Regions from separate parts of the Homo sapiens genome. Here region 2 is linked to region 1. Evidence: chromatin loops called from intact Hi-C (ENCODE). Cell type or tissue: breast epithelium. All regions are shown on one strand. Links, peaks and the distances in the headings refer to the core of each region. The heading gives the core; the rest is flanking DNA.

Region 1 (15,754 bases), core at 5,895-8,394:
CAATATCCATAGTGCATCAAGATAAATGCTCATGGGTCAGTTTCAAATGCAAAAAAGTAAAACTGTAGAAAAACTACCACCAGAAGGCATCTCTTGCAACTCCCCCTGACCCCCAGAATTCAGATCCACTCTCCCATGTCTTCAACCCTGGAAGGCCTCCCTAAGTGGGGCCAAGGTTGAGCCACAACAAGACAGGGGAGGCAATGCGGGAGGTGAAGGTGGGGTATTTATTTTCCTGAGTTTTTCCTGCAGGTCTCTATTTCTCATGATAGATGCCCTGCTCATCTCTGGGCGCCCTGGGCTACACAATTCTCGCTCCTTCCATGCTGCAGTAACTTCTCCGTCGCCTGTGGCCTAGGAGTCATGACTCCTCTGTTGCTGCTATGTCTTGATTTTAGGACCACCCCCGGGAGTCCCCTAAAACTTGCCCACGCCCTTGCAATAAACTTTTGTAGGGCTTATGTAATTCACCCTTTTATCTATAAACCTCTCTTGAATTATCCTAACTCCAGTGTGCCATTTGCTTCCTGTTAGAACTCGGATTGATAGAATAACCTTGGAGTAGATTGGCATATTTAACTCTGTCTCAAAATCTAAAAGCCATAAAGGAAAGAGTAATAACTGTGAATGTAAATTAAAAAAAAAAACTGTATAGAAAACGAAAACCAAAGCACAACACAAACAGAAAAGACAAAAACTAGGGGAAATGTGTGTAGCTCATGACGCAGAAAAGTACTTTTCTCCAAAACACACGAAGCGCTCCCAGAAATGAAAGATAGAATGACCACAGATTAATTTTTAAAAGTGGGCAAAAGTCATGGGAAGTTTACAGAACAGGAAATGCAGATGACCTGAAATCCTTGCAAGCATTCATAATTAGAGACATGAAAAATCAAAACTACACTAGGAGATGACTTTTCCTTAATCAGGTGGATAAAATTCCAAAAGTTTGACCAAACCCTCTGTTGGCTAGGCACTCAAAAGGCAGGCACCAGTGTCTGTTCTCAGTGAGATTGCAAAATGGGGCATTCCCTATTAAGGGCAATCATCATCAAAATTTCAAGGGTCCTCCCTCTGACACAGCAACCCCACTCAAGGGATTATATCTGACAAGTATGAACTGACACATGACAAGATTATTCACTGCAGCCTTGTTTGTGATACTAAAAACTTGGAAACCACTCAAGCGTCCATGTCAAAGGAACTGTCTAAATTAACCTATGATTTGCTCACACAGTGGAAAGCCCTGGGACTCTCAGGCTTTGAATATAACTGAGCTCGGTTTGAATCTTGGTGTTCCTCGCTGGACAAATGACAACCTCACTGAGTCAGTGTGCATACACATACACAGGATTTCAGCGGTGTTTACTTCACAATGTTGTTGTGAGGACTGAGTTAGGTACTGTATGTCCTTTGAAAGTGCTGGCTCATGGGAAATACAAGACATTGTTATTATTTTTACAGCTTTAAGGCAGATACATTGAAAGATAAGAATTTAATGGCCCATGTAAACCTTTTTACTGAAAATTCTCCCTGGAAATGAAATTACTGTCTTCCAAATAAATACCGAACCTTCTATTTTGAGATGCATTGCTTAGGCCTCTTCACTCTGCCGTGGTTCTGGCATTTAATAAACCTCCATTAAGGATTTAGAAAGTCAAGGCAGGTCCTTTATTCTCAACAAATACAGCACTGGCTTTTCTTCTGTCTTCTCCTGTTTTTCCTCTTTCTTGTTCTCTCTTCAGTTTCTCCTTTCCCTTCTCTCCTCTCTCATTTCTGTTTCCTCTTCTGCTTTTGCCTCCCTTTCCCTGGGTCTCTGTGGCCATAAATGACCCAAATGTTAAAAACAGAAGTGACCTTGGGAGGCCATCAGTCGAAGCCACTGGTGTGGCAGATGAGCAAATCAAGCTCCAGAGGAAGTCAGGGTTTACCTAGGGCCACCCCTCCAGGCGGTGGCAGACAGGACCAGAGCTAGCTTCTGCATCAGTGTTCTTGTCACTCGGCCTCTGGAGGTCACCTCCTACCAGCGTTGTCCACACCATGTCCTGAAGGGAGACACCACTCCTTAATGTCTCCTTCTGTGTTCAGAAAGTAGACAGGCAGGAATCACTTTTTCACTCGGGAGTGTGAGATCAAACACATGATACTTTTGCAATGTCAGTGGTTAAAGTGTTTTTCAAGGTGATGGATACAAAGCACAGGGCAGGAGGGTGCTCAGGTCTCCAAGCTTCAAGGGTGTGGACAACTGCATCTCACCGGGCTTTCCAGCTTTATGCCACAAACAATAGAAGTATGTTCCCAGCACCATCTCCTCTCCCTAAAGACCTGGCTACTGTATCTTGAGTGCTCAGCCTGGAAGCTGTGGGACAAGAACCAATTTTAGAGTAGAAAAGGGAATGAAGAACAGCCTTAGCGGCCACCTCTCCAGACAAGACATTTTCTCCCTGCCAGCCACTACGTTGTGGGTTTTACACACAGAGCAGGTTAGTGTCACAGGGCACAAAACGCAAATGTGCAAAAAGGCCACATTTTCACTTTAACTGCATTTCATTTCTACCTCAAGCCTCCATTCTGCTCAGAGGCAAAAAAGTTAATGCAATGACTCCCCAGACAGTCATTTCACGTGAAATGCAGCCAATCCAGTGCTGACTCCTTCTCTCCCAGCGCATGTCGATGTTCTGAGTGACGTGCAGGCAGCATTCAGCTGTTGGGAGAGGGGTCTGGTTGAGGTCATCTCCCGCTCTGCTCCCATGCACACCGGGGTGTGCTTCTCCTGATTCACCCTTGGGAGCTAGAATCAGTCCCCACTGGCATCTCCCAGGAAATGTGAGGGCTTGGCATCCTCTTGCACAGCAGCCTATGCGTTCTTCTGTTTCCTCTCCCCAGCCTGGAGGAGCCTGTGGCTTTGAGAGATGAAGCCAGCTGGACTTCCTGGGTCGAGTGAGGAGAACTTTTCTGTCTTACAAGAGGATTGTAAAACACACCAATCAGCACTCTGTAACTAGGATTGTAAAACATGCCATTGAACTCTCTGTAGCAAGCAGGGGATTGTAAAATGCACCAATCAGTGCTCTGTAAAAACGCACCAATCAGCACTCTACTCTGTAGCTAGCAAGAGGATTGTAAAATGCACCAATCAGTGCTCTGTAAAATGCACCAATCACTGCTCTGTAAAATGCACCAATCAGCACTCTGTAAAACACACTAATCACTGCTCTGTAAAATGCACCAATCAGCGCTCTGTAAAACGCACCAATCAGCAGGATCCTAAAAGTAGCCAGTCGCAGGGAGGATTGAAAGCAGGGCACTCTGACAGGACAGAAAGGGAACACGGGAGGGGACAAATAAGGGAATAAAACTTGCCACCCCCTGCCCCGCCCCTCCCCTCTCCCAACCCCCCCGTGTCCAACCCCCCCTCCCCTCTCCCAACCCCCACCTCCCCCCCAGCCAGCAGCGGCAACCCGCTGGCATAACCCTCCATGCTGTGGAACTTTGTCTTTTCGCTCTTGGCAATAAACCTTGCTACCACTGGGTTCCTACCATTTTTAAGAGCTGTAACACCACAAAGGTCTGCAGCTCCATTCTTGAAGTCAGCGAGACCACGAACCCCCCAGCAGGAACCAACTCAGAACACAGCTTCACCAGCTCTCACTCAGGCTCACTTCCAGCTCTCTTCTTCTGGGTACATAGATTACACTTCTCTTTGAAGTTGGGCGACCTTATGTCATGTTTGGGCTGATGAGATCTTTAGCAGAGACATCTCATCAGCCAAAACATGACATAAGGTCGCCTAACTTCAAAGGGGTGAGAAATGTATGTGTGTGACTTCCAGGTAGAAGCCTGTGAGAACCGAGGAGTAAGCCTCCACCTTCCTTTCCCTGTGTCTGGGGTATGCAGTGGCTTTTCTGGCTTCCTAGGTCTTTGGATGAGGACAATGTGAAACAGACACAAGATGTAGCAGAAGCAAGAAACAAAACCTCATTGTTTCAAGTCACATGGGATTTGGGGGCTACTGGGAACCACCTAATAGAGGGGATAATGAAGTGTTCAAATGCTCTCCTGTGCCTCTTGGGGCCAGGGGAGATAGGCGAGTTCTTGGGGACCCTCCGTACGCTGGCCACATGTCCATCTTGTGCCCACCGCTGCTACCAAGGGGCAGAGGTCTTCTCTGTACCTTTTGCTGTGATATTCAACTTCTGGGGTATGAAACACAAGGCCCCCAGACTCTCAAATTCTGAAACTCTTCTGAGGCTTCAATTATCATTTCTCACCAGAGGCAACTTGGTCTACAAAGTGGAAAGATAGGCGGGGCACTGTGGAGTCCACCCACTACCCACACCCGGACCTACCCCTCTGGTTCCCTCTCCACCGACTTTGTCTCAGACATTGATCTAGATCCAAAAGGCGCATCAGGCTGCTAGCCATTGATTCTCTTTCTAATGCATTGTTTATGGCATGAACTTTATGGCTATCTCCTCAGAGGGTAACCTTTTTAGATTCTCAAGCTTATGCTCTTGCAAATCCAAAGCATTTTCTCTCAAGACTATTTCCTTTTCCTCGACAACTTATTTTTTAAAATCATCAAAGAAATATATGTACATGATTAAAATCAAAGAGAACCACAAGCCTTGTGATGAAAACGGACACTTTTAACTCTTTGCCATTCTAGTATTTACAGCCTTAATTCTAAATAATATTATTAAAATATTATTTCTTGATTTATCCATTTTAGACATCATCCAATGACTTCTTACTATGGAAAACGAGCATTTAGTATCTTGCATCTTCTCAGCCCCTCAGTCTGCAGTCCCTCCTCCTCCACCTTCCCAATACTGACTAGATCAATAGTCTGCACTTAACAGTATGATGGTCAGGAACTGTGATTTCATTTATTCCTCACTTACAATTTTAATTTTTCCCCTGAATCTAATAATCTAGTAACACTAATAGTTATCATTTGGATAGCTAATCATTTTTGTTTGCTTGGTTTGTTGTTAATTCTTCCTTAATCCTTCAACAGAATTATAAAACCTTTCTGAATATTATTGTCTACCTACATGACCAAACACATCAGGTAACTGATCCATTCCATCTTTTTCCAGGATATTTCTCTCCTAAGCCTTCAGTCCTCCTACCGAGAAGACTGAGATTGTGCTGGTCCCCACATGCCTCTGCCAGAGGTGGCCTGTGCTTCTGTCTGCTTTGGGATGCTCTGTTCCCTGGAGCCCCTGTCTTCCTCATTCTTGGTATACCGCTTTATTTTCCTCTAATAACTCAGAAGAAAGGGTACATGAGAGTAGATGTTTTTAAATCATGCCTCACAAGAGAGACATCCTCTCTCTGGATGGATAATTTAGTAAGATAAGAGTCATTTCCCCCTGAATTTCTGGCTTCCATTATGGCTCTGAGAGGCCCCTATGAAATTCCAATTCTCTTGCCTTTGCATGTGAACTTTTCTTCTCCTCTCTGGAAGCCTTTAGTACCGTGTCTTGTTATTAGTGTTTTAATATTTCAGCAGTGTGTTTTAGTGAGGGTGCTTTCTCATCCACCGTGTTGGGCATTCTGTGGGCCTCTCAGTTTAGACATTCATATATTTCATAATCAAGCTGTGCACTTCAGATTTGTGCATAGTATTTATATTTGCATGGTGTTATATTTGCATATCAATAACATTTTTAAGAACAGGAAAGGGGAGAGCCTACTTGGAGCTCAAGAGCTGAGCTGTTAACCCTTTTGTAGCTATCCCCCACAAATCCCTCCCCGAAGGCCACACACACTTTGAGAGAACAGAGGGCAAAGGTGATAGAAATTGTGGTTGGGAAGGAGCGTGCATATGGGGAGAAACTCGGCTAATATATTGCAGAATTCTGTCTTGCCACGTTTACCTGGTTTATTTAGGCCTTACAGTTGCTCTGCAAGGTTGGTGTTATTATCCCCAGTTTACCAATGAGAAAATCAAGACTCAGACCATTTGAGGAACTTCTCTAAGATCCCACTGCTAACTCAGCTTTCAGCCTGATTTGGAGTCTTGCTGACCCTGAAGCTCTTCTTCTTCTTCTTCTTTTTTTTTTTTTTTTGGCTGAAAACGTTTCAAGTTTTATAAACCCACAGATCAAAGGCACTGAACAAGCAGCCTAAGCGCATAGTGTAAACACAAACAGAACCTCACCAGGGCACTTTGTAATCCAGTTTCTGAAAACCAGTGACAAGAAGAGTATCGTTAAAAAGAGACAGAGAGGGGGATAAAAAAAAAAATTAAACAGAGGAACAAAGTCTCAGGCAAGGGGCTGCTTATCAGAAACTAGCAAGCCAGGGGACAATGGAATGATATATTTTGTTTTTTTAAACTTCACATTCTTAATCAATAGAAAGAATAGGCCACCAGCTGCTGAAAGGAATGTTCTGTGAGTACCACATGTCAAACCTCAGACTTGAGATCCTTTTGTTTTTTACTTTCTCTCTTTCTGTTCCCTTACAAGGATGGTGAATCTTCTAGGTAAACTCAGATGAAAACCTAAGCTCTCTGAGGCCACAGAAAAGTATTGTTTTCTTCCATGGAATCCAGCAAAGATTAGTAATCTAGAGAATACGTTTTTAATTGACTAAGAATGATCTTGTTCTCCTGCCCCTGTGATTCTAAGCTTATATTGTATCGGCATTGACCACATCTCCATAACTTTGGAGGCTGGCAGAGAATACCCCACTGGATCCCCTTCCTTTTTAAAAACAGATTTCTTTTGGAGGTGATCTGGGACTCCTTCACATAAACAGGAAGCATGAACAAACCTGCTGAGTCCCTGTGGGTTTTCCCCATTGGGCTAGTTGTCATTTTTCCAGCTGATTCCCAAATGTTTCTTTTCCAATTCCATGGTGAAAAGTAGGCCGGGCACGTTGGCTCACGTCTGTAATCCCAGCACTTTGGGAGGCCAAGGTGGGCGGATCACGAGGTCAGGAGATGGAGACCATCCTGGCTAACACGGTGAAACCCCGTCTCTACTAAAAATACAAAAAATTAGCCGGGCGTGGTGGCGGGCGCCTGTAGTCCCAGCTACGCGGGAGGCCGAGGCAGGAGAATGGCGTGAACCCGGGAGGCGGAGCTTGCAGTGAGCCGAGATCGCACCTCTGCACTCCAGCCTGGGCGACAGAGTGAGACTCCGTCTCAAAAAAAGAAAAAAAAGAAAAGTAAACTAAGCATTTTGATTTCTCTAGTGACACAGAAGTCTCAATGAAGTAGAACTATTCATTAGTGTAATAAAAATCCAATGGAAATGGAGGTAAATATTTCCCTGATAAATGAAAACTGCAATTGGATTCTCTTTCCACAATTAAATTTGCTAGCTTAGTATCCTGGTTTTGCAACATGGTGATTAATACATTAAACCCATTAAACCCTAAGTAACTCTTTACATCTGTTTGCATATTTTTTTTAGAAGCGCACACAGAATTAGTCTGAACCAAAGGTGTAATTTATTTGTCTGCAGTCTGAGTCACCGAGTTCCCTCAGGGTGTCTTTCAACTTGTTTTTTTTAAATCTCTATGGAGTATTTTTTTTTTTCAAAACACATGATCTGTTTAGAAACAGGCTACCCAGCACAGAACCAAACCTGTTCTACTGTTTTCTATTTTAGAATTTGCTTACATGACTTAAAAAATTTTAAGGCTCTGTATTTTACATGTTTTCACAGCTCTGAATTGAGAAAAGTAATGCAAGCTTGTCTGACCCATGGCCCACCGGCCACATGCAGCCCAGAACAGCTTTGAATGCAGTCCAACACAAACTCGTAAACTTTCTTAAAACACTACGAGATGTTTTCGCAACTTTTTTTTTTTTTTAGTTCATCAACTATCATTAGTGTTAGTGTATTTTGTGTGTGGCCCAAGATAATTCTCCTTGTTCCAGTGTGACCCAGGGAAGCCAAAAGGTTGGACATCCTTGAAGTAATGAAAGTTGATACCATGGCTGCTTTATGGCAGAAGTCAGAAATTGCCTCCCTCCATTGATGTGCTCGTTAGTATTGGAAAGGCAAATCAAGAAGTTAGGAGAGGCTGCCTTCACACAGCCTTTCAAATATATGAAGTGTTATGGAATTACAGCGTTAGATAATATTTTACCTGAAGTTCCAAAAGAGTTTTCTTCCTATTTACTTAGCATTCAGCCTTGAGTTGAAAGAGAATCAAAGATATACGCAATTATTAAAACCCAGATATAAGACCACAGTTTTTTTGCAGAGACTTCTAGAATATTCATGCAACCCTATAGTGTGCGGCCAAGAAGACACCAGAACTCAAGCTGCAGGCTCGTTAGGAACGTACCCTCTCTGAGCCTTAGTTTCCTCATGTAGAAATGGGGATAACACCTGGCAGGCCCACTTTATGAAGCTGTGTTTGGGTCCAAACGGCTTAACATCTAGAGAAGCCCTCTGCTGTGCATAAGGGTGTCCTAACAGAGGCATTGCCATGTGGTTTTTAATTACTGATCTTAAACAGTGATCTCCATAGAGAGGCCTGCACCTGGACCCATTGCAGTGCAAGAAAGTATCAGAATGACTAGAATGTTTACTCTTGACCTCTAATTTCTTTCTATGTTTGTGTTTCTATGTTTTCTATATGTGTGGACTGTGTGATTTGTGTGTGCTTGATGGTGGACTGGCTTGCTCCTTGTCAGTTCCAATTTTCTTCTGGTTAGACTTTCTAGATGGCAGAGACCATAAGGCTGAAAAATCACCCTTCCCAGACTCCCAGGCTCCTATGGCTAAGGTTTCCCGAGGTGATTTGGCTTTGCATGTTTGCCATGTTTCCAGACTCTGCCAACTGGATGCTTTAACACATGCCCTGCATGGAGATGCTGAACATGCCTTATACTGGACAACCCAGTAAGATGCCCGAGTCACTGTGCCTTGGCCTCCTGCTTCCCTTGTTGCTCTCCCCTTCCTTGGGGAACAGCTTCCTCTCAGGGGCTTGCTTTTCAAATACAAACCAACCAACCAAGCCAGAGTTCACACCTCCAACAACCTCCATTTTCAGGCTCTCACCCACTGCCCCAATCACCCCAGGGCGGGCACCGGATAGCCAGGGGCGGTCCTATGCCCACAGCCTACTGAAATTTTCCAAACTGGCCAATCCTAAACCTGCTTACCCTGCCTGACCTGTTCCTTCCTGCAGAACCACCATGAAGGCTCTGACCCATGCCTTCCCTGCTCCCTCTGCCCCCAACTTACCTTGGTGCTTCTCCATGTGGCCCCCATCGCATGGTATGCCCCCTCCTCTTGGGAACTGTGATTAATAAGCTTTGTTGTTGTTGTTGTTGTTGAGACAGAGTTTCGCTCTTGTTGCTCAGGCTGGAGTGCAGTGGCGCTGTCTTGGCTCACTGCAACCTCCGCCTCTCAGGTTCAAGTGATTCTCTTGCCTCAGCCTCCCAAGTAGCTGGGATTAGAGGCACGCACCACCACGCCCAGCTAATTTTTTTTTTTTTTTTTTTAATAGAGATGCAGTTTCTCCATATAGGTTGGGCTGGTTTCAAACTCCTGACCTCAGGTGATCCGCCCACCTCGGTCTCCTAAAGTGCTGGGATTATAGGCGTGAGCCACCACACCCGGCCAATAAGCTGTCTTTTCAATGCCAGTTGTCTCCTGATCTGTTGGCCTAGTCCAGTTGGATCTGAATCAAGTCTTTAATTTCATCCAATTTCAGTCTTTTGCTGCTTTCCAGCTTCACCTGAGGTGGCTCAGAGACATGGAGGGGGTTGTGGGGGCACAGGCAGCCTCCTGACCAGTTCTCTGCCTTACTCCTCCGCTTTCTCCACTGCCCTGATGTGAAACAGAAAAAACAGAAGATGTGAATCAGGAGGGGAGGGCGAACACACAGCCTTCCACATTTTTAGGTATTTGTTGTAGCAACATCCCCCTTCTGGTAACCAATATCTTAATCCATTTATGCTGCTATAACAAAATACCTCATGCTGTGTAATTTACAAACATCTTAAATGTATTTCTCACAGTTTGGAGGCTGGGAAGTCCAAGATAAAGGCACTAGCAGGTTTGGTGTCTGGAGAGGTCTCTGTCTCTGCCTCCAAGATGGTACCTTGCATGCTGCTTCCTCTGAAAGAGGGGACAAAGGCTGTGACCTTACATGCAGAAGGGACAGAATGTCAGAAGAACCCAGCTAGCTCCTTGCGGCCCTTTCATAAGGCACTAATGCCATCCATTATTAGAACCCTCATGGTCTAATCACTTCCTAAAGCCTCCACTCCTTGATACTGTGGCATTAGGGATTCAGTTTCTACATGTATCTTGGAGGGAACATAAACATTCAAGCCATCTCATAGAGCTGCTATTCAACTCTTCTAGCCCTTCTGCCCAAAGTAAGCTCTGAGCTCTCATCTACAAATCCAAAATCAAAGGACTCAGTGAAATGAAGGGGAGGTTTTTCCTTTAACAGTACAGCATTTTGTGTTTACTCTCTAACGCATCCTTTAAGAGAGTCCCTCCTCCTTAAAAAGCAGATAGGATTTAATTTCAAATAGTCATTTGTTTCTTTTTTTTTTTTTTTTTTCCTGAGACGGAGTCTCGCTCTTTCACCCAGGCCAGAGTGCGGTGGTGCCATCTCGGCTCACTGCAAGCTCCGCCTCCTGGGTTCACACCATTCTCCTGCCTCAGCCTCCTGAGTAGCTGGGACTACAGGTGCCCACCACCACGCCTGGCTAGTTTTTTTGTATTTTTTTTAGTAGAGACGGGGTTTCACCGTGTTAGCCAGGATGGTCTTCATCTCCTGACCTCGTGATCTGCCCACTTTGGCCTCCCAAAGTGCTGGGATTACAGGCATGAGCCACCACGCCCAGCCTTCCTTTTTTATATATTTATGGAAGTAGGCCCAATGAGCTATCTGCTTGGAAAGATTTTATATTTCAATGGGTTAGATTCATGTAAATAAGTGTTTTAAATTAAGAAAGAACCACCCCTTACCCCAGAAATTAATATAACATTGTTTAATTTGCTTAGCTATTCTACAGATATCCTTATCTTTGTCAAGATGCTACAACTAACGTCTTATCAACTGTTCTTAAAGGAATGATGAAGATTTTAAGGAGAGACATAATAAACAGGGTAAAAGAAAGTAAATTTTATTTTCTATTCATCCAGACTTCATTATGCTCATGGGTCTCCCTCTCACCTCTGATTTGAACCCTGTTTATTGAATAAGGCTCCATTTTTCACTCTTATCTCATGGTGCCTCTCAGCATATTCCCTTAACACTTCCAGGGCATCTCTTGTAAGCTGGAAACAGCTTATCCTATTTTGTTGTTAGTCATCTACTCCCCTATAAGCCTTCAAATTGGTTACTCAAGTTTGCACACTTTAGGTGTTGGTTTTCCCAGTAGACACCAGAGTTCACTCATATGCAATGGTCATTCTACAGTACAAATTTGCTTTCCTGGTGACTGTCAAGATGAAAAAAAGAGTCAAATGTTTGATAAGCCAACTAGTTAGCACATGATCTCTTCTTTCTTTCTTTCCAGGTTTGGGGGTTTTTGCTTTTGTTTTTCGTGATTCAAGTTTTTATCTCTGCTCTTGAGATTAATTCCCCAAATTAGTGTCAAGTGTCTTCTTTTAATCATCTCAAAAATAATGGTAATAATGAAGCTGGAATGTTAGGAAGGAAGGAAGGAAGGAGAAAGAAAGAGAGAAAGAGAAAGAAGAGAGAAAGAAAGAAAAAGAAAGAATGAGAAAGAAGGAGGGAGGGAAAGAAAGAAAAGAAAGAAAGAAAGTCAGAAAGAGAAAGAAAAATAAGTGAGTTAGGGAGGGAGAGAAGGAATAGAGAGAGAAAGGCAGGGGGTGAGAAGGACAGGAAAATAGCATTAAAGCAGGCCAAGCTTTGAGTGTTTCACTAGCTCATCATGGCACAAACTGCAGTCTCCATCCAGAAAGCCTGTACCCCTCAGTGACCTATTGCATTCAGGCTAGCTTTGTGTGGAACACAAGTCATTGAGGGGCCGCATAAAAGCTTATTGATTATCAATGCTCCATTCTGTGCTAGGTACTTAGACAAGGGGGGGAAAGGAAAAGTATAAATAAGCCCCAAATTTACTTCTGCAGAAAGAAATGGATGAAATACCGATATGGCACCTTCCCAGCTTAGATCATTTCTTATACTCATTAAAATGCAAAAGCAGTGGTCCAAGTGTGTCCTCCAGGAAACTTCCAGTTTCACTAGTGGATCTTCCTAACCTTTTTCTCCACTTCCAGCAAAAGTTCTCTGAGGGTTGGAGGGAAAGAAAGGCAAACACTGAAGGTGGTGGTTCTCAACCTTGGGCATCCATCAGAATCACCTGGGGGACACAGCCCTGGGCCCCACTCCGTTAGGTCTGAGTCAGCCCAATAATGCATTTCTAACAACTTCCCAGGTGTTTTAGTTCATGTGTGCTACCGCAACAAAATACCACAGACTGGGTTATTTATTTATTTATTTAGAAACAGAGTTTCGCTCTTGTTGCCCAGGCTGGACTGCAATGGCGCGATCTCGGCTCACTGCAACCTCTGCCTCCCAGGTTCAAGTGATTCTCCTGCTTCCGCCTCCCGAGTAGCTGGGATTACAGGCATGTACCACCACACCCGGCTAATTTTGTATTTTTAGTGAGATGGGGTTTCTTCATGTTGGTCAGACTGGTCTTGAACTCGTGACCTCAGGTGATCCACCTGCCTCAGCCTCCCAAAGTGCTGGAATTGCAGGCATGAGCCACCACTCCCAGCCCAGACTGGGTAATTTATAAACAATAAAAATTTATTTCTCATGGTTCCAGAGGCTGGGAAGTCCAACACCAAGGCACCAGCAGGACTAGTGTCTGGTGAGGGCAGCTCTTTCCTTCCAAGATGGTGTTTTCTTGCTGCAGCCTCTGAAAGGAAGGTACACCGTGTTCTCACATGGCAGAAGGCAGAAGAGCAAGCAAGAGTTCTCTTTAACCTAGAGCCCTCTTATGAGGGTGCTAATCCCATTCATGAAAGTGGAGCCCTCATGACTTAATCACTCCCAAAGGCCATACATCTTAATACTGTTGCATTAGGGATTAAGTTTCAACATGCATTCTGCAGGGGACACTGTTATTCAAACCATAGCACCAGGGGATGTGAGGGCTGCTGGTCTGGGGACCACTCTTTGAGAACCACTGGCTACACTGGTTACAAGGCAGTAAACCATAATGGTGACGAACATAGATTCTGAAAGACCACCTCTATCTAAACCCTTGCTCCACAACTCACTAACTCCGTGACCCTGGGCAATTACTTATTGGTGCCTCATCTTTAGAAGGGAAATAATGCGAGCACTTCATAGTACTGCCTACTTCATAGATTGTAAAGAGAACTGACTGACTTAATAGGGATAAAGCACTTAGAATAAATGCCTGTCACATGGTAAAGACCATGTACAAACATTAGCTAATATCTATAAATTTTTAACATGTTTGTTGTTTGTTCTATGATTCCTTTCTGGCCCTGAGTGAGCAAACCTGTTCGTTTGAATGTCTTTTATGTGAACCCGCATTCTCCTCTCAGCTCTGTAAATTATTTGCTGAGTGACTGAGACAAGTCAAAGCATACCTGGGCCTCAGTTTCCTCATCCATAAAATAGGAGGGTTGACTGGCTGACTTTCAAGGTTCCTTTTTATAGTAAACACGAAATGACTTCTCTAGCTTACTGGAGGCCCTTTGAATGTTCTGGGCTGTAACAAGCTTCTGAGTCAGCACATCTTGAAGAGTACCGCAGAGCTGATTGTGCATGGATTGCTTCTGAGTGTCCCTTGTCTCTTTCAGGTGTGTTCCTTGCCTCCCCCACAATCATGGAGGAAGGAAAAGAAAGAGGGCTGAGCCAGCTGCTGCGAAAGCCCCTCACATATTCCTTAGGGCAGCCCTTGGGAGCAGGTGGCATGGTCCCATTTTCCAGATGAGGAAATTGAGCTTAGGAAGTCGCCTGCTCAGTTAGCCAGTTGGCATGGGATGGAGCTGAGATCTGAGCCTGTGAAAGGGGCTGGGGGTGGAGAGGTAAACATAAAAACAGCCAAGACCAGAACACCCCCAGAGGGTCCATCCAGAGTGGGCACACTCCTGGGCCAGCTGCCAAACCAGTTCTCAGTGCCTGTTTGTCACAATCCTCCCAGAATAACCAACATTTTATTTTCTTCCATAGTTTCAGGAGGGCACGTTCTTCTTCTTCTTTTTTTTTTTTTTTTTTTTTTTGAGACAAAGATTCACTCTGTAGCCCAGGCTGGAGTACAGTGGTGCCATCTCGGCTCACTGCAACCTCCGCTTCCCGGGTCTCAATTCAAGCAGTTCTCCTGCCTCAGTCTCCCGAGTAGCTGGAATTGCAGGCATGCACCACCATGCCCAGCTAGTTTTTGTATTTTTAGTACAGATGGAGTTTCACCATGTTGGCCAGGCTGGTCTTGAACTCCTGACCTCATGATCTGCCCACCTTGGCCTCCCAAAATGCTGGGATTACAGGCATGAGCCACCATGCCCAGCCGGGAGGGCACGTTCTTAGAAAGCTCAGGATGACAGGCAGTTCCTACAGGGTAAGCAGTACCTGGGTGTGGAGAGCCCAGAGTTCCGTTAACTTCCCCAAATTTTACAGGGAACAAGAGGCACCAGCTGCCCCGCCTGTACTTCCCTCCACACACCTATTTCCCCTTCTCGTGGTTAGGACACCTCTCCACAGCCCTCCCCCAACCCCTGTGCCCACGAGAGTCATCACTCATCTGTGATGACTTGGCCCATCACTGCCCCTCCAAAAACTCTGAGACCTGTGTTCTCATTTGGCAATGCCTGCTCCTCCGTCCTTGCAGCCTGCAGAGCACCCTACCCATCTCTACCTTATCCCTGGGACACCTTAAAGTACTCTTACCTCCTCCTGTATGACTCCATCTATGATATGAAGCTGTACTCCACACCCCAAATTCATGTGTTGAAGCCCTAACCCCAAGGGGTAATTAAATTAGTTCGGCCAGGCACAGTGGCTCACACCTGTAATCCCAACACTTTGGGAGGCCAAGGTGGGTGGATCACTTGAGGTCAGGAGTTCAAGACCAGCCTGACCAACATAGCAAAACCCCGTCTCTACTAAAAATACAAATATTAGCCAGGAGTAGTGGTGCATGCCTGTAGTCCCAACTACTTGGGAGCACAAGAATTGCTTGGACCTGGGAGATGGAGGTTGCAGTTAGCTGAGATCATGCCACTGAACTCCAGCCCAGGTGACAGAGCGAGACTTCATGTCAAAAAAAAAGTCATTAGGATGAACCTTTATCCAGTCAGACTGATATCCTTATAAGAGAAGATTCAGACACAGAGACACACACAAATACAACCCCTTCACCCCGACACCCCAAATACTTGTAGCAAACAGCTTGGCATCTTAGGGATGGAGTAGTGTTCATCCAGGAACTGCTCACGCCCAGGGTAGCCTGGCTCTTAGGAGGCCTTGGTAAAGGTATGCTGGCTGAACCAATGCATGGGTATCCATCCTGCTCTTTCATTATAAAGCTCCTATTGTATGCCCTCACCTGATACAGGGGATGCATGAGATAAACTGAGACCCCCTCACTGCAGCTTAGAGCTGTGCATGAAAAATAATGGGTGAATGAAATTGGCTGAATGAATTGGTTTTTCTTTAATGTGGTGCAGGGAAAATGAACAAATTGCAACCCCTGACATCCAGAGACTGGCCTGATACTCACAGCTGGGCATACACCGCAGCACAGAATATC
Region 2 (15,754 bases), core at 8,868-11,367, 72 kb before region 1:
GTTACTACATGTGAAGATAATAGATAGTCTTATGCATGCATACAAGAGCTTGGAAAACAAACCATTATGTATTTTAACCAACTAAGAAATGAGGTAGAATTAAGAGCTCAAGAATGAAGATATAAAAAGATTTGCAATGAACACTGAAATTAGTTAAAATAGAGGTAAGCCTAAACATGGTTGTAAATATAAATATGCTAAATTAACCCAAATACAAAAATTAAGAATTATTCTCAAAGGAGATGATATGAGGAAAAAAGTAATATAAATATTTACAATCTGGATTTGATGAAATTCAGCCTCCATAGCTGATAATTAGCAGAGTATTAAAAAATTTTGTTAGTAAATATCTAGGAGTATAATAGCACTTATTTAATATAATATGCAACATTTATTTGAAATAATTAATAAGCATTTAACTTACTGAAATAACATTCATTCCCTGTAAAATCAAGGGCAAACAAGATTTTTACTACCAATGCTAGGATTAAGTGTCATCCTAGATAGCCTAACTAATGCATCAAGACAGGAAAAAGAAATAGAAGATAGCAGTGGAAGAGAAAAAATAAATGCATCATTATTTTCAAATGATGTGACTGTCTCCCGGTTAACCTAAGGAAATCAACTTAGACACTGTTGCAATGTGTAAATAAATGACTTCAATACTTGTCCTGTAGACTGACAATAATCAGTTATAAAATAAACAAGGAAAAATGCACTCAAAATATCAACCAAAGTATAAATTATGGGAGTAAATTTAAACAGAAAAATAAGAATCTTTGTGAAGGAAACAGCAGGATTTTACTGAGAGATTTTTTTAAAGACAAATAAATTGAGTGATAAATATTCTTAGAAACACATTGGAAATATAAAATTCTCTACAGTTAATCTACAAATTTAATATAATTCCAATCAAAATCCCAATGTGTTGAAAGTTTTGTTTTTTATTCTTGTTTCATTCTTAATGAGAAGAGGGAGTTGGGGAAACTTAACTTGTAATTTGTAAAGTTTGTCTTGAAAATGAAATGCAATCACACAGCTTAGTGTTTTAGTTTTTAGTTTTTTGGTTTATTTGAAAGGCACATGGTCTTAAAATGGAGTGGTATCCAAAATCAGACCTAAATACAGACTAAACATAGAATTTAACATATAAAGAAGACAACAGCTAAATAGGGTGGAAACCACCAATTAACCCATTGGGGAAAAATAAAATTAGATTCTTTCTTCATATACAAAAATAAATCCCAGATGGATTAATAAATTAGATGTAAAACTGATAAACTACAACAGTACTTTCTGTGTCATAAACCACAGAGACAAGATTAACAGATTAGTTACATAAAATTCTCAAATTCATGTATGCCAATCATTTCTCCTTCCACCCTAAATATAACAATGAAACAAAAACAAACTCACTTTTGGCTGCAAGTGAGCTACTGGACAACCAGTGGTTTAAGTAGTAAAGATATTTCATTATCTCACATCACAAAAAGTGGGAGGTAAGTGGTTACAGGTTTGGTACAGCAACTCACTGACACAAATTCTTTCCATTTTCCTCTCCACCATCCCTTATGTGTGGGCCTTTCATGCTCCCACTGTCATCTCATATTGCAAGATGGCTGCCACAGCTCCAGCCATTAAATCCACATTCAAGACAGGAATAAGTGGAGGGGAACAGCACCAGCCATAACTTTTTATAAGGAGCAAAACCATTCTCAGAACTCTCGCCAGCCTTGACTTCTGCTTATATCTTAATTGTTAGATCTACATCATAAGGCCTCTCGGAGATACAAGAAAAAGTAGGAAAACTAAGATTTCCCTTTGCAGTCTCGGAAGAGAAAGTCAGGCAGTGGAGAATGGGATTGGCAGTGGGCTCTGGGTTAGCTAACCAACAGTGGCTGACCTACCCAGCATTCACAGAGTTAGACAAATGACGAATTGGGGCGGGGAGGTGGGGGAATTACAGTGTCTGAAAGGAAATGAAGAGACACATTGCTGTATAAGAGTTCTTACAAATAAATATTAAAAATATTGGAAATTATAATAGAGTCTAAGGATGTTGTTAGATGTCAATTTACTAAGGGAAAAACCCAAATAGCCATTCAGTAGATGAGGAAAATGATTATTTCACCAGTAATCTAAGAAATACCAGCTTGGAAATTGACTAGGATTATAATGTTCAATGTTCTCTGTGGGCGAGGCACTCCAGGCATCTGCTAATGACAGCATGAACTAAAGGCTCTTGTTAATATGCGTCAATGATCTTTGCAAAGGTTCACGTCACTTGACATAGCATTTCCAAGAATTAGCCTAAAAAATATCTAGGAAAATATTTAAAGATACATACATGGATTTTTATCAAAACATTGTTTAAAATAGCAATAAACTTGAGGCAGTTGGTTAAATAAATTATGTTATCCACTAAAAATAATGCTATGGTTTTCTACCTACGGATGTGGAAAGGTCACGTGAAACATTGCTGAGTGGAAAAGCTACTTGATTTCTTAAACAAGGAACATGTAGTCTTTGCATCAGAAAGAAATTTTTTAAGTACAATAAAACTCCAGCTTTAGAAATCTTAACTTGCATGAATACTGTGTGGATATTTTCTTTGCGTGTTTTTGTGTTTTCCAGGCTTGATTCTTTAAACATACATTATTTCTTTTTATTGAAATGAAATTACATACAGTGGGACACACAGCTCTAAGTGTACAATTCAGTGAGTTTTTACAAATGTCTACACCCGGGTGAGCCACATGGCAATGAAGTTCCCTTGTGTCTCCTTCCAATCAATCCTCTCCCCATAGGCAACCCCTGTTGTGACTCACAGCATATATTATTTTTGTAATTTAATAAATGCTTAAAATTTAAATATAAGAAAATCCTCACAGGAGAACTTGTAACCAACATACGATAATTACAACAAACTTCAGATTGAGAAAATTTGGCATGAAAAATACTGTTAGTGTAGAATGGCAGACTTTTAAAAATGAGATATCTGTTATATTTTTTAAAGGATTTGCACTCTCATTATCCTTCATCAAACCCTTCTAATTTTTCTGCTGTCATAATGAAATATGTTTTCCATACAACATTATACACGTATATACCATTTAAAGATAGAATTCCAGGAAAGAGCCGATTTAAAGCCAGGCATTCACCTGGAAAAGTTAATTTCTTCCTCCTCATTTAAGAATGCCTCTTTTTGTGTGAGTAGGGGAGGGAGGCTCGTGAATGCCCAAAGACTTTGAATGAATGTTATTAGCAAAAATACACAAAGCTTCTGCCATCAGGGATCTCACAGCCCGGTTAAGGAGATAAGACTAAAGAAATTCGTGTGTAGCACAAGATAGCACATTATGTGAGACCCAGGTTAGGAAGAGAGTCAAGAGCCCTATTCTGCCCAACAGTTGTAAGGATTACAGAAACAGGAGGCTGTGAAAGCCTTTGTAAATCGCCTGCTGCTACCTGACACGTGTCCATTGTGGTTCTCACGGGGTCTGATGGAGAAGCCAAGGTGTTCATCGCTCAGTCTGATAAGTCTTGACCCTACCCCGCATCCTGACGGCCTGTATGCTCTGAAGGAGCACAATTTCATGAGGGGTAGAGAGGGACAAGAGAAGGAACATGAGGCCGGCGTGATCCGCCCAATCACAGAAGCCCAGTGCGGCCCGGAGTGAGGGGAAAGGCAGGCCAAGGAGGCAGCCCAGTGACCAAGGCCCCAAGGTGATATCCGTGTCCTGCTGTGAAGGGAAAAGAGCAGCCTGGTCTGAGAGTGCTGGGGACACGTCTTCTAGCATCTCCAGCAATAAGGATGGGGAGGAGGACAGCTCGACATGTCAAGCCTTGAGCTCACGGGCTGCCAGGGGCAACCATCATCTAAGCAAACTGTGGTCCTGCCGAGGGTGGGCAGGGCTTCTGTCACTCACAGGGATCGGGCAGGCAAGCCCCCTCCAAACCACTAATCTCCACACCCTGGCCAGCATCCTTCCCTTGGGGCTGAGGAGCCCAGGAAAAGTGGTGCTGTGTCCACCCCGACCAAGCAAAGCATCAGAACCCTGTGGGTTTTAATCCTTGGGAGCATTTTAACCCAGAGGCTTCCTGCTTGTGTAAACTTGTAAGGCCTGACACATTTATGCAGAATTTCTCCTGGTGTGAGAGAAGCAACCCACTCTTTCCAGGTGGCTTAGTATTAAACCTCAATGTGTTTTCCCCAGAACCCTCTTCCTGCAGTTTGCTTACATCTGAGTAGTGGAGGAACTTTTTATTCTTGTCCCCTCCAGACTTTCCCCAGAGAGCGTTCTTCCGTGGGCCCCATTCACCCAATTTTCAATACCCAGGCACACATTAGGACCTCTCAGAGCCTGCGCAATCTTCTAATAAATTTTGACCCTGTAAAAGTGCATGGCAAAAGAAGGTTTCTGCCCTGAAGGCCCTATGGGTGCTGCTATAGTCACGATTTTTGCAGCATGGGTCCCTTTAAAGCAAGCCCGGAGAAACCAAGCTGAGCACCAGAGCGAGCTCCCCGGCAGCAGCATGTCCACCCTCTGCAGACTCCTGCTCAAGTGCTTCCACAGCCCCCACATTCCTCAGTGAGGGAGGACACACACAAACCTCACTCCCAGGGAACGTGTGTGCTGGAGGCAAGAGCTCTCCTAGCGATGTCCTGACGTCTTGGTGTAGACTCGGTCCCCCAAAGCCCATCTGTCCTTCTAACGGCTCAGGTCACTGAGTCTCAGGCTGGGAGCAAAGGGGCGCTTCCAACGTGAGGCCCAGAGAGGCTTAAGTCGGGTAGGACCACCATCTGGATTGTCATATTTGCTGGTTGTCGATTCAGGATGGGAGAGGACCAAGAAGAGAACACAGGCGGGAGCTGGGAGGGTCGACGGCTCTCGGCCTCTGCTTCTTTCTATAACCCAGGAAGGTGGGCTGTTTCTAATGAGATAAAAAATACATCTATCGGCCAGGTGTGGTGACTCACGCCTTTAATCCCAGCACTTTGGGAGGCCGAGGCGGGTGGATCACGAGGTCAGGAGATCGATACCATCCTGGCTAACACGGTGAAACCCCGTCTCTAATAAAAACACAAAAAATTAGCCGGGCGTGGTGTCACGCGCCTGTAGTCCCAGCTACTCGGGAGGCTGAGGCAGGAGAATGGCGTGAACTCGGGAGGCGGAGCTTGCAGTGAGTCGAGATCGCGCCACTGCACCCCAACCTGGGCGACAGAGCAAGACTCCGTCTCAAAAAAAAAAAAAAAAAAAAAGCAACAAAAAACATCTATCCAGCTCTGACTGACTGTGTAACAAGCACATTGCTGAGCTCATTTCCATTTTTGTAAAATAAGAATGATAATACATACTTTGAAGGGTGGTTGTGAGAGAAAGAAAGTCTAATTTCTTTCTATTGCCTACTTCATTTCTCTTTTTCCCCTGATGGTCCCTTAATCTTATAACACAAAGAGCCTTTGAGCCTCTTACCTAGCTTAGGCCTTGGTTTCTACACAGCCAATTCTGACACCACTTCCCCCTCATCCTGTCCCCAAGGCCAAATAAGAGACGTTTGTCGAGAGGCTTCTGTTCAGTTCTGAGATCTGCATCTGTCAACTTGCTTTTGCAGATGCGTCTCCACTGTGGTCACGCTTTCAGGAGCAAGTTGAAGGTCTGAGGCCTTCAGCAGTCCTGTTTTTTCAGGGCATACGGGAGGAGATAGCCCTGCAGCCCCATCCCGCACTGAGCCCTCAGGCCCTGCAGGGGAGGGAGCTGGCTGTGGGGGCACGTTCCTCACTGTTGGCTAGAGTCAGGGATTTTCATTATGCCAGTATCTTCCAGCTAGACGGACTGTTTCATTAGAAGCATTAAAGCCATTTGATCTATTTATGATCATAGATTAGCTGTTGTAACAAAAATTACACAAGTATACTTTATTTTAAAGAAACTCAAAATAGAAAAAGCTGAATTTATAATAACCCCCATGATGCAATTTCTCATATTATTGGGAATTCTTCACCATAGAATTCCTCCATCAATACCTTTAAATCCAACAGAAGGATTGAGAGAGGAAGAACCTCATTTAGTTGGGTGGGCTTTAAACTGGACTCCCTGGAGCCATGGGGATTTTCTATAGACATGCCCCGGGGGACACCGCACTGAGCCCCGACACTTACAGCAATGGAAAACCAAACAACGAAAACCGAAAGCCAGCAACTCCACTGTCTGTTCTCTGTACCAGGCTTCGTGGATAAGGTTTGGTTTGAAGAACAGATTCTATGACTGAAATATTTTCAAAAACCGTGGACCCGGTCTAACAGCATTTGTTAAACAAATGAGGACCCCGAAGAACAGAGAAGGGAAGAGGTTTGCTCCAGAGTCAGATGTCGAATTTGCCTGCCCTGATCTCAGCCTAGTGTCTGCTAAATTTTCCAAATGCTGTCTTTTTGTGAGGGTTGGGGAAAATAAAAAGGGAGGAACAAAATTAAGCAGATGTGTATATTTTAAAACATCAGTAACTATCTGGAGATCCATCATAAATGAAGAGAGAGGATCACTAAATATGCTACATAATTTCACGAACATTGCTTGGGAATAGCAATGGAAAGCTCTGAAAGTCTGAAGAGATTATTTTAAAGGGATAAATGTAAAGTTTTTAAGTATATACAATGAAGTACAGAGGTCCTTATAGCACATACTAATTTTTTTTTTTTGAGATGGAGTTTCGCTCTTGTCACCAAGGCTGGAGTGCAATGGTGCAATCCTGGGTCACGGCAACCTCCGCCTCCAGGTTCAAGTGATTCTTCTGCCTCAGCCTCCCGAGTAGCTGGGATTACAGGCGCCTGCCACCATGCTGGGCTAATTTTTGCATTTTTAGTAGAGACAGGGTTTCACCATGTTGGCCAGGCTGGTCTCGAACTCCTGACCTCAGGTAATCTTCCCGCCTCAGCCCCCCAAAGTGCTGGGATTACAGGCATAAGCCTGTAATTAATTGATGAGAATTCATTAAAATTTAGATCAATCACTGATGGACAGAAACTCTAAAGATTTTCAGAGTAACTTTTTTCTCTTAAACACATCAACCTTTTCCCCTTTCCATTGTTTGCTTATCATTTGCCTAACAGACTGCTTTTACACTTAATAGTCTAAAGGTAAATGTCAAACTATCTCCTGGCCAAATTATCAGGACGTTAGAATTTGTGGAAATTTACTCTATGCACATCTGCTACGGGGAACAGGGAGCAACCATTTTTTGTGTGGCGCCCTTATCTATAGAAACAATGTAAGTCACTCAACATTAGTCCATCAGCATCATTCTGGCTGCCCAAGTTTATGTGATCCCGTAAAGGAAGTACTGTCCCAGGCAGTGACAGTGGTCTGCGTGCCAGGTGCCCCCTACGGGATGACCTTGTTAGGCAAGGCCCTAGCTCCAGGCCATCTGGTCGACCCCACCTGCAGAGAGTGGATTGGAGACTATCCCAGAAGGGAGAGATGACGGCGGGGACATTAGGACAAGGCTCAGGGAGCTATGACTTGAGAACACTACAGTTCCAGCCACCAGAGACAGGGAAGAGGCAGAATCCCCCTTGCCTGGATCAAAGAGTGGTACTGACTCTGCAAGTCAAAGCAGCAAAAGAAATGGAAATAGAAAAATTCTATATGCTAGCAACTTTTCAGCCATATCTCTCTGAGCAGTAATTAAACTTGGAGTTGAATATCAAAAGAGAAAGGGTGCTATTGCTGTCCAACTGCATTTTGAGTGTCTTCGCGGCAAACCACTTGCATTTCCTGTTTCATGCATCACTGTGATGTTTCTAAAGAATTCCCTATGCCTTTGGACCGAGGATGATTATTCTAATGTAGGTAGGGCGCCAACTGGCTCTATGGAGTTTTCAGTCTCCACAGGGATTTTTTGAAAGCATATCTTTCAAGTTAAACACAGCAGGGAGCCAAGCTACAAGGGTCCATTTTTCCACCTGTGGTCACATTAAGGACCGCAGTAATTGGAACTTGACAAGAGCTCCTGGTTTCCACAGAACTAGGGGTAGGCACGTACATTGGCAACACTGTGTGTAAAGCTGTCCTCTCCTCTGTGTTCACCACACTGGAGTCTGTGGGGGCTGCAGCTGGTTGTGAATAATCCAAGACAAGGAATTGGCTGTGCTGCCCAGCACAAAAGGCTCACGACAAAACCTTGGTGGCCAAACTCTGAATTACTCCACGTGAGGCAAGATCCCCATCCTCATGGTGCCAGGGAGAGCAGCCCTTCCTGGGGGCTAATCCCTGTAGGTAGAGACCCTGCTGAGCTGGCCTGGCAGACCCCAGCAGGAGCCAGGGCCTGGGGGATCTGCACGTATTTCAACATCAAATGCACAAAGCGATTCCTTTCACAAATCAAACACTGGCTGCTGTGTCATCCTTCTTCAGGACAGGTTAAGATTCATCTAAGATTCCGAGGCAGTGAGGTGGGAGGGACACTGCCCATCAGGTGTTGGCTTTTTGTTTCATATCTCCCTCAGGTAATCCCTCCTTCACATTTGTCTTGTGCCACGCTGGAGACAGAGCATTTCTGTTTGCTGCCCTTGTCCCCAGTCCCTATCTGGCCTTGCTGACTACAAGAGGTTGGTTACCAGTGAGTCTGCTCCAGCCAGACTAGAGCAAACCCAGCAAGTGCAGAGCCCACTCTGCCCTCATGGAGATCAGTATCATCCAAGTCATCCCAGACAGCATCCAGAATCAGTCCCGGAGCAGGGCTCAGGTCGCCTCTAAAAAGACAGGCTGGCCGGGCGCGGTGGCTCACGCCTGTAATCGCAGCACTTTGGGAGGCCAAGGTGGCGGATCACGAGGTCAGGAGATCGAGACCATCCTGGCTAACACAGTGAAACCCCGTCTCCAATAAAAATACAAAAAATTAGCCGGGCGTGGTGGCGGGCACCTGTAGTCCCAGCTACTCAGGAGGCTGAGGCAGGAGAATGGCATGAACCCAGGAGGTGGAGCTTGCAGTGAGCCGAGATTGCACCACTGCAGGCTAGCCTGGCAACAGAGCAAGACTCTGTCTCAAAAAACAACAACAACAAAAAAAAAAAACAACAAAAAAAGACATGTTTCTAAATCCCATTCAATATGAGCAGCTGATGTGTTTAAGCAAAGCCTACCAAGAAAATAGGAGAATATCCAGATGTTTCCATGAGCAGGAGTCTTCATTCTGACACCATTTCCAGAGAGTTACCGCTTGCAGATCAGAACCAAAAATCCCTAGAGAGGAAAGCCTCTCCCCTTCTCATTTCAGATTCCACACAGCACACCTCGTCACCTCCTTCACACCCTGGCTCAGAGCTTTCCTCCTAGTGAGGCCTGTTCTAAGCACCCCATATAAAAGTGCCCCCCCCCACTCTCACCCACACGCCCACACATGCACCCATAAACACACACACATGCAGGAAACACACCCACATGCTCATCCAACATAATCCCAACACACGTACACACTCATACACACACACTTGCACACATATACACACTCACACAACACTCATACCACAGCCTTTCCAATCCCTCTTCTCTGTTCTACTTTTTCCCTTTTTTTAGCATTTCTGACCTGAAAAACTTCCTTATTTATTAAGTGTGTTGTTGATCACCTCACTCCTCACTGCTGAAATGAGGCTGACAGGAGTCCACGTTCTGTTCACTGATGTATGAGTGCCCAGAACTATGCCTGCCACGTGGAAGATGCTTCACCCATATTTGCGCAGTGACCTTCAGACAGAAAGAAACATGCAATTAGATTGTGATGGGTTTTCAATTAGTGAAGACATCTTACTACTAGATGATTTAAAAATAAAATACTAAAATATTTGCACAGGTTCACACTTCAGTTACCTTATTTAATACACTATTTATTCAGCAGCCTTCTCCTATGGGCTCTATTTAGGCTGCAAAGAAAAAGAGGGAGTGGAGAAAGGGAGGGTGACTGAGTTAGGGAGGATATAGGAAATCAAGAAGAGAGATCCCCCTTTATGTGAATCAGGAGGCTAAGACTGCCCTGTAGGGGCCAATTCTAATTTTGCAGAGCTGAGATCTCTTCCCCAGCCATTGCTGACCTGAAAATCCCTCACTGGGTTCTGGAGTTGCTGTGTATCATGCATTACTTGGTCTATAAAAGTGACCTCTCTGGGGCAGGATATTTCACAAAATTTGGGGGATTCAAATGTATTCGCAGTGACAGCTGCCTTTGACAAGGATCACTGGTCAGTAATAACTTCCTCGGATGTAGCATGACTGCGGGTGTAACGGGGATAGTCCTCAAAAGCCTGTCATCAAAAGAGACTCTCCCCGTCTTCCTAAAGGGGAAAACCAACGCCAACTTCAATTTGTTAAAACCAAAACAAACAAAAATGTCTTTAGGGCCCCAGTGCTGTCACACCACGCCTTTTCTCCTGGGTTAACTACTCAAGGGAAGGAGTGAAGAGGAGGCCATGAGACAGTGAGACAAATCCAGTTTTTAGAAACTGAGGCTTGCCCTAATGCTATCACTAAAACGGCTGTGTGTCTTTGGGAAAGGCATGCAACTTCTCTGATTTTCTCACCTCTAAAATGAGGGACTTGTGGGCAACATGGCGAGACCCCATCTCTACAGAAAATACAAAAATTAGCCGGGTGTGGTGGCACGTACACCTGTAGTCCCAGCTACTCGGGAGCTGAAGTGGGAGGATCACTTGAGCCATGATCACGCCACTGCACTCCAGCCTGGGCGACAGAGCGAGACTCTATCTCAAAAAACTACAAAATAAATGAGGGGCTTGGAAGTAATCCAAGAGCTTTGCTTCTCCCTGGAGCCAGTTTCTCAACCTCTGTTTCCTCAACTGTAAAATGGAAACAGAATTCCTTCCTCAAGTAGCACAACGCCAGCACACAGTAAGCACGTGGCTGGCTGTGGCTCCCTCTCCCTTTCCCTCGTTCTGCCAGTGCTGTGGGGGGTGTTAGTGTCATTGATTCCTGTTTCTCCCCAGTGCCTGTTGAGGGGTGCGGCGGGAGGTCCTAATGGAAGCTCTGTAGGGCACAGAGGAGTACTGAGGTGACCCCATGTATAAGGCTTCGGCCTTTGCACTCATTGCCAAAGGGTGGAGTTGGAAAGAAATGCTGCTGGGCAGCTATTCATCATCGCAGCCATCCTTCGTGGGCTCCTTCTCAACCCCAGCTATGCTAGAATGTGTCTCATCAAAGCCCCACAACAACCGTATGGGGCAGATGCAGTTGTCCTATTCTGCAGGCCCAGAAGGGCTGAGTAAACCGGAGGTCATGGAGACAGGATTCCGAGCAAGGCTCATTTCCCCCAGAGCCCGCATTCTTTCTCTGGCCCTTCTAGCTATGCAGTAAAAGTGGCTCTGGCTTTAGGCTGAGGAGAAGAGCCTCCTCTCCCAAGAGGCTCTGACCTCCACCGCGAACATCCAAATGATGTCTTAGCCAGGTCTTTTGCCAGCTGCTCAAAGGTGCCCTGTGGCCCAGGGTGGGCCATGCTAGGCATGACCAGCTCCAACTGTAGGTCACAGAGGCTGTGGCCAGCTTTCTCCTCTGCACTGGCGGCCACTGCCCGCATCTCAAACACCTGAGCAGCAGCAACACCATCTCCACTTTGGAACTTGTTAAAGATGCAAATTCCCAGCCTTGCTCCAGCCCTACTGAATCAGATTCTCTCACTAGCCCTCCAGGGAATTCTTGCACACGCTCAAGTTTGAGAGCCACTGATGTCTGACCCCATGCCCTGGATTACCGTAGCTCTAGGCTGTTGGAGCAGGAGAATCGAGCTCAGTCTTCTCACAGCCTATGGAGGTGCTGACTCCCTGTTTGGTGGAGAGCGATGGGCATGTGTGTGTGGGTGGAGGGGGAGATAAGGAGAAGGTTCTATTTCCAGCAAGAACAAGATGTTTCTTCCACCAGAATTAGCACAAGACAGCCCGAGCCCAGCCAAGGTAAGCCAAAAAGTCCCCAGGGGAGGTTCAAACCCAGGGAGTTCATGGGCAGACACCAAGTGCTGCAGACCAGAGAGGGGTCAAAGGGAGAGCCACGGGCCAAGGAGCAAAGAGCCGTGACACCCAGCAAGGTGGCAAGCACAGCCACAGACAGATCTGGGCCACCTGCTGCCCAGGAGGTGGCCGCAGGGTACACAGCATATCCATCGGCTTGGTGGAGCCGAGCCAGGGCAGGCAGGACACCTGCCTAGGCACATCAAGAAAAGGGTGGCTGCATCTGCCCCTCTGTCATTCATCTACTACAGAGAAAAACAAGGCAGTCCTTCCTGGTCCTAGGGTGGCTATATAGCTGGGAATGGGCAGGGCTGCTTGGGGAGTTAGGGTGAAGGTAGGGAATGCTTGGGAACGTCACGCCAGGGCCCCTTTGCCAGAATTCCTCACATTAAGATGACAGATAACCAGCAACGTCACTTTCAGCAGACAGTTTCTGCGATAATGGAAGCCACAATTGTTACCATCAGATGTAATTAATCTTCAGACCAATAATGAAATGCATTGATGAGCTTGTTAGTTTCTCCATATAGTGCAATAAGAGTGTTTGAACTCAGCAGATGTTTATCTTCTGCCAGAGGACAACCCCTTCCCATTCTTCCAGAGTAGGAATAATGTGAGAACAACCCACTTCACGGTCCACACCACAGGCCAAGACGAGAGGAGGAGGGGCTCCTGCCTATGACCCAGAGGAGCAGAATGACCACCCACCCCTGAAGGGCTCGCTAACCCCTCCTCATATCAGGGGGTGAGGAGAGTGCTGCAAAGCACTTTTAAGTGCATTTTTGTGATCACTCCTTTGTCATTTCTCTATGGCAGAATCTGCCACAACGTAACCCGTGCGAATGAGTACAGGGAGATCACAGATTGCAAGGAGGGTGCTGTCAAGGCAAGGAGCTTCTCCTAGGAGACTTCCCTGCTTCATTTTATGAGAAAATAAAAGACTTGTGTTAAGAAATTGAATTACTTTTATATTTTATACTGGTGTGTTGAATATAATTTATTAAAATGCTTCTATTTCAAGAAAAGCTGAAATGAAACGTGATTCCCTAACGAATCAAATTTAGATAACTAATTTGATATTGGCAGAGGAGAATGGCCAGGAAGATGGTGTTATGTAATTTTTTTATGACAAAAAGGGCAGCAGATGTGGGTAGAGCAGGAGAGAGGAGGATCTGCAGCAGATGTGGAGGGAGAGGAGAGGGAGGGAGGGGACAAGGAGGGAGGGTGCCAGAAAGGGAAGAAGGAGGAAAGGGAGAGGGAGGGAGAGTGCAGGAGAGGAGAGAGGGAGGGAAGGGAGTGGGAGGGAGAGTGCCACAGAGGGGAGAGTGCAGGAGGGTGCCAGGGAGGCGAGAGGGGGTGCCAGGGAGGGGAGAGGGAGGGAGGATGGGAGCCAGAATTCAGGGAGGTGGGCACATGCTTGTTGCCCCTTGAGCACTCTTGATGTCCAAAGATGAATGCTGTGTGTTTACAATGTCTAGAATTTCTTTTCTAGGCTGGAAACTTCAGCGAACAAAGATTTTAATGAGCAGAAAGCTGAAGACCTGAACTGATCTTAAAACTTCTACTGTGGTGCCCTTCAAACCATTCTCCACACTTCAGCAAGAAGGATCCTATAAAAACCCAAATGTTATCCCCATATCCTTACTCTACTTAAAACTTCACTTTTCTCAGAACATAGCCCCATCATGAAGCAACGCATGACTCTGTGTGTGTGTGTGTGTGTAGATAAATGAAGCAAAAGTATGATTTGATTTGAATGATTAGGAAAAGTTGCACCATTTTCAGTGTCTTTAATTTTTCTTTCTCCTTTGACGCTTGAGGCCTTAAGGAGAACATCTTTTCTAATTGTTTCTGACGTACTATATGATGTTTATAATAGTCTCTTATTAATTAAATGCAGGTCTCAGCCGTATACGCGGCTCACCACGACTGAGTCTGCACACTGGAAAGCGCTGAGCACAGGGTCTGGAGCACAGTGTGTCTTTAATAAATGTCAGCTTCCTTTCCCTTACTTTCTCCTGACAAATATTATGACTTTGTTTTATTGAAAGTAGACATCTCAGAATACAAGAATATCATCCATTTTGAGAAATGGAGCAGAGCTTCCTTTGCAGTCGGCTGTATTGAATGAGATGACCAGTGTCTGCCTTTGTTGATAAGAGAGTAGGTGCTGCAGTTCAAGGTGCCCCGGCCTCTCTTGACCCCTTTAAAAGGTTTCCTGATGTTTACCCCAGTGATTTAGACAGGTAGCCAAGAGCGATTTCTGAGCAACAAAGAACTGTCCTGTCAAGGGGCTTATTGCCTGTTCACTGCTTTCTAATAAAACATCCAGTGTGGAGGCTTAGATGCCCTGAGGTACAGAGAGAGAATTCCCCTTATAAGGGAAAGGACTCTGCTGATAAACAGCAGGGTCAAAAGAATGCCAGCTCACGGATTCAAGCTTCATCAGAGGCCTCCTGGACAGCCTCACCCTGTGGACATGGTTGTTGTTCTGTTGCTTACTGAGGATGTGTTTCCCAATTTTATACAGGAGTGGACGAGCTCAGATGTACAATGCACTTCCACCCTGTGAGCCTGGATTACATATAGCAAGGCCATGTTGCAGAGCCCTCGCCAGGTTGGGAGCCTCAGACTCGTGAATTCAGCACAATGGGACTGCCAATTACCCATATGGGATGCTGAAACACCCAGGAGCTCAGACCCAGAGCAGGCTTGGCAGCCCCTCCCCTGGGTGGCCACTACCCAGCCTGCCTGCCTCCCCCGAGGGGGCACTGGTGGCCATCTGGCAGCTCCCTCTGAGCTGTCACCCAGTCTGTTTTGTCTTTTGTCTGGATGTGACATGACAACGTGTTAATTAAAAGGTAGTTAAGCCAAAATGAAAAGGCAATCCAAAACCTGGGGAAATATTATAATTCATATGAGAAAAAAGACAACTCAATAAAGAAAGAAAGTACAATGAACACACATAAGCAGTTATTAAAAAGGAGTACAAATAAATGGCCAATAGCATATTTTTAAGATAATCAACCTCACTAATAATCAGAGAAATTCACACTGAAACAAGATCCTTGGGAGTAGAACAGAAGAGGTTAAGTATTGCAGGAGACTGACAGATGACAAAGACAGAAAACACAGAGTGGTCCTGGGTGTGGCAGCCAGTGACCAACTACCACTGGAGAGAGTGGAGAGCTATGGCTTTTCTAAAAGGAAATGGGCAGCATGTTTTTAAAATGCAGACACAGTAGGACCCATAAATTACACTTCTAGGAATTTATCTTAAAGAAGCAACTGGACAAGTGTGCAAAACATAACAACACAGCCACATATGCCTCAGTCTTGGTTACAACCGTGGAAATGAGAAGAGCACACATATCTAGTAGGGAATCAGTTAAATAAAGCGTGTTAGATAATATACCAATGCAATAAAATTATATATTATGAGAAACATGAAGCGCTTTGATGTAGAAATATGTTCATAATATACTCAGAGAAAAAAGCCATTATGAAACTCCATATTTCATTGAATACTACACACCATCAATGATAAGATACACACTACATTATGTACCACTAAGGGGAGAAAAGGTTTGCACTTACATAACAGGCCAGCTATAAGGAAACAAATTAGTCAAGGTGCCCCTAAAACTCCTTCACCTTCCTTCAGAGTGCAACACTTTTGAATAGTGTTTGTGTTTAGCAGTGTTGCTGTTCATGCTTTTCCATGTAGTATGGTCTCTGTATCAG

Evidence for each region. A loop is a pair of places that touch in the nucleus more often than their neighbours do. Peaks named below come from ENCODE experiments on the same cell type or tissue, not always from the same donor. Only the 100,000 strongest peaks of a DNase experiment are listed, where the experiment ranks them.
Region 2: a loop joins it to region 1, with 16 times the contacts of the local background. A loop is called at or near these places in 1 of 110 quality-filtered maps.

Annotation. Positions count from the first base shown.
Region 1 is chr6:3,492,558-3,508,311 of GRCh38, reverse strand. No RefSeq gene overlaps it. Among named protein-coding and RNA genes, the nearest start is that of SLC22A23, 43 kb to the right of the region's middle. In breast epithelium, for the core only: no CTCF peak of the experiment used is centred there; no DNase peak of the experiment used is centred there; H3K4me3 peaks cover 213 bases; H3K27ac peaks cover 1,943 bases.
Region 2 is chr6:3,567,555-3,583,308 of GRCh38, reverse strand. No RefSeq gene overlaps it. Among named protein-coding and RNA genes, the nearest start is that of SLC22A23, 120 kb to the right of the region's middle. RefSeq lists enhancers at 3,265-4,176, 14,221-14,723. In breast epithelium, for the core only: no CTCF peak of the experiment used is centred there; no DNase peak of the experiment used is centred there.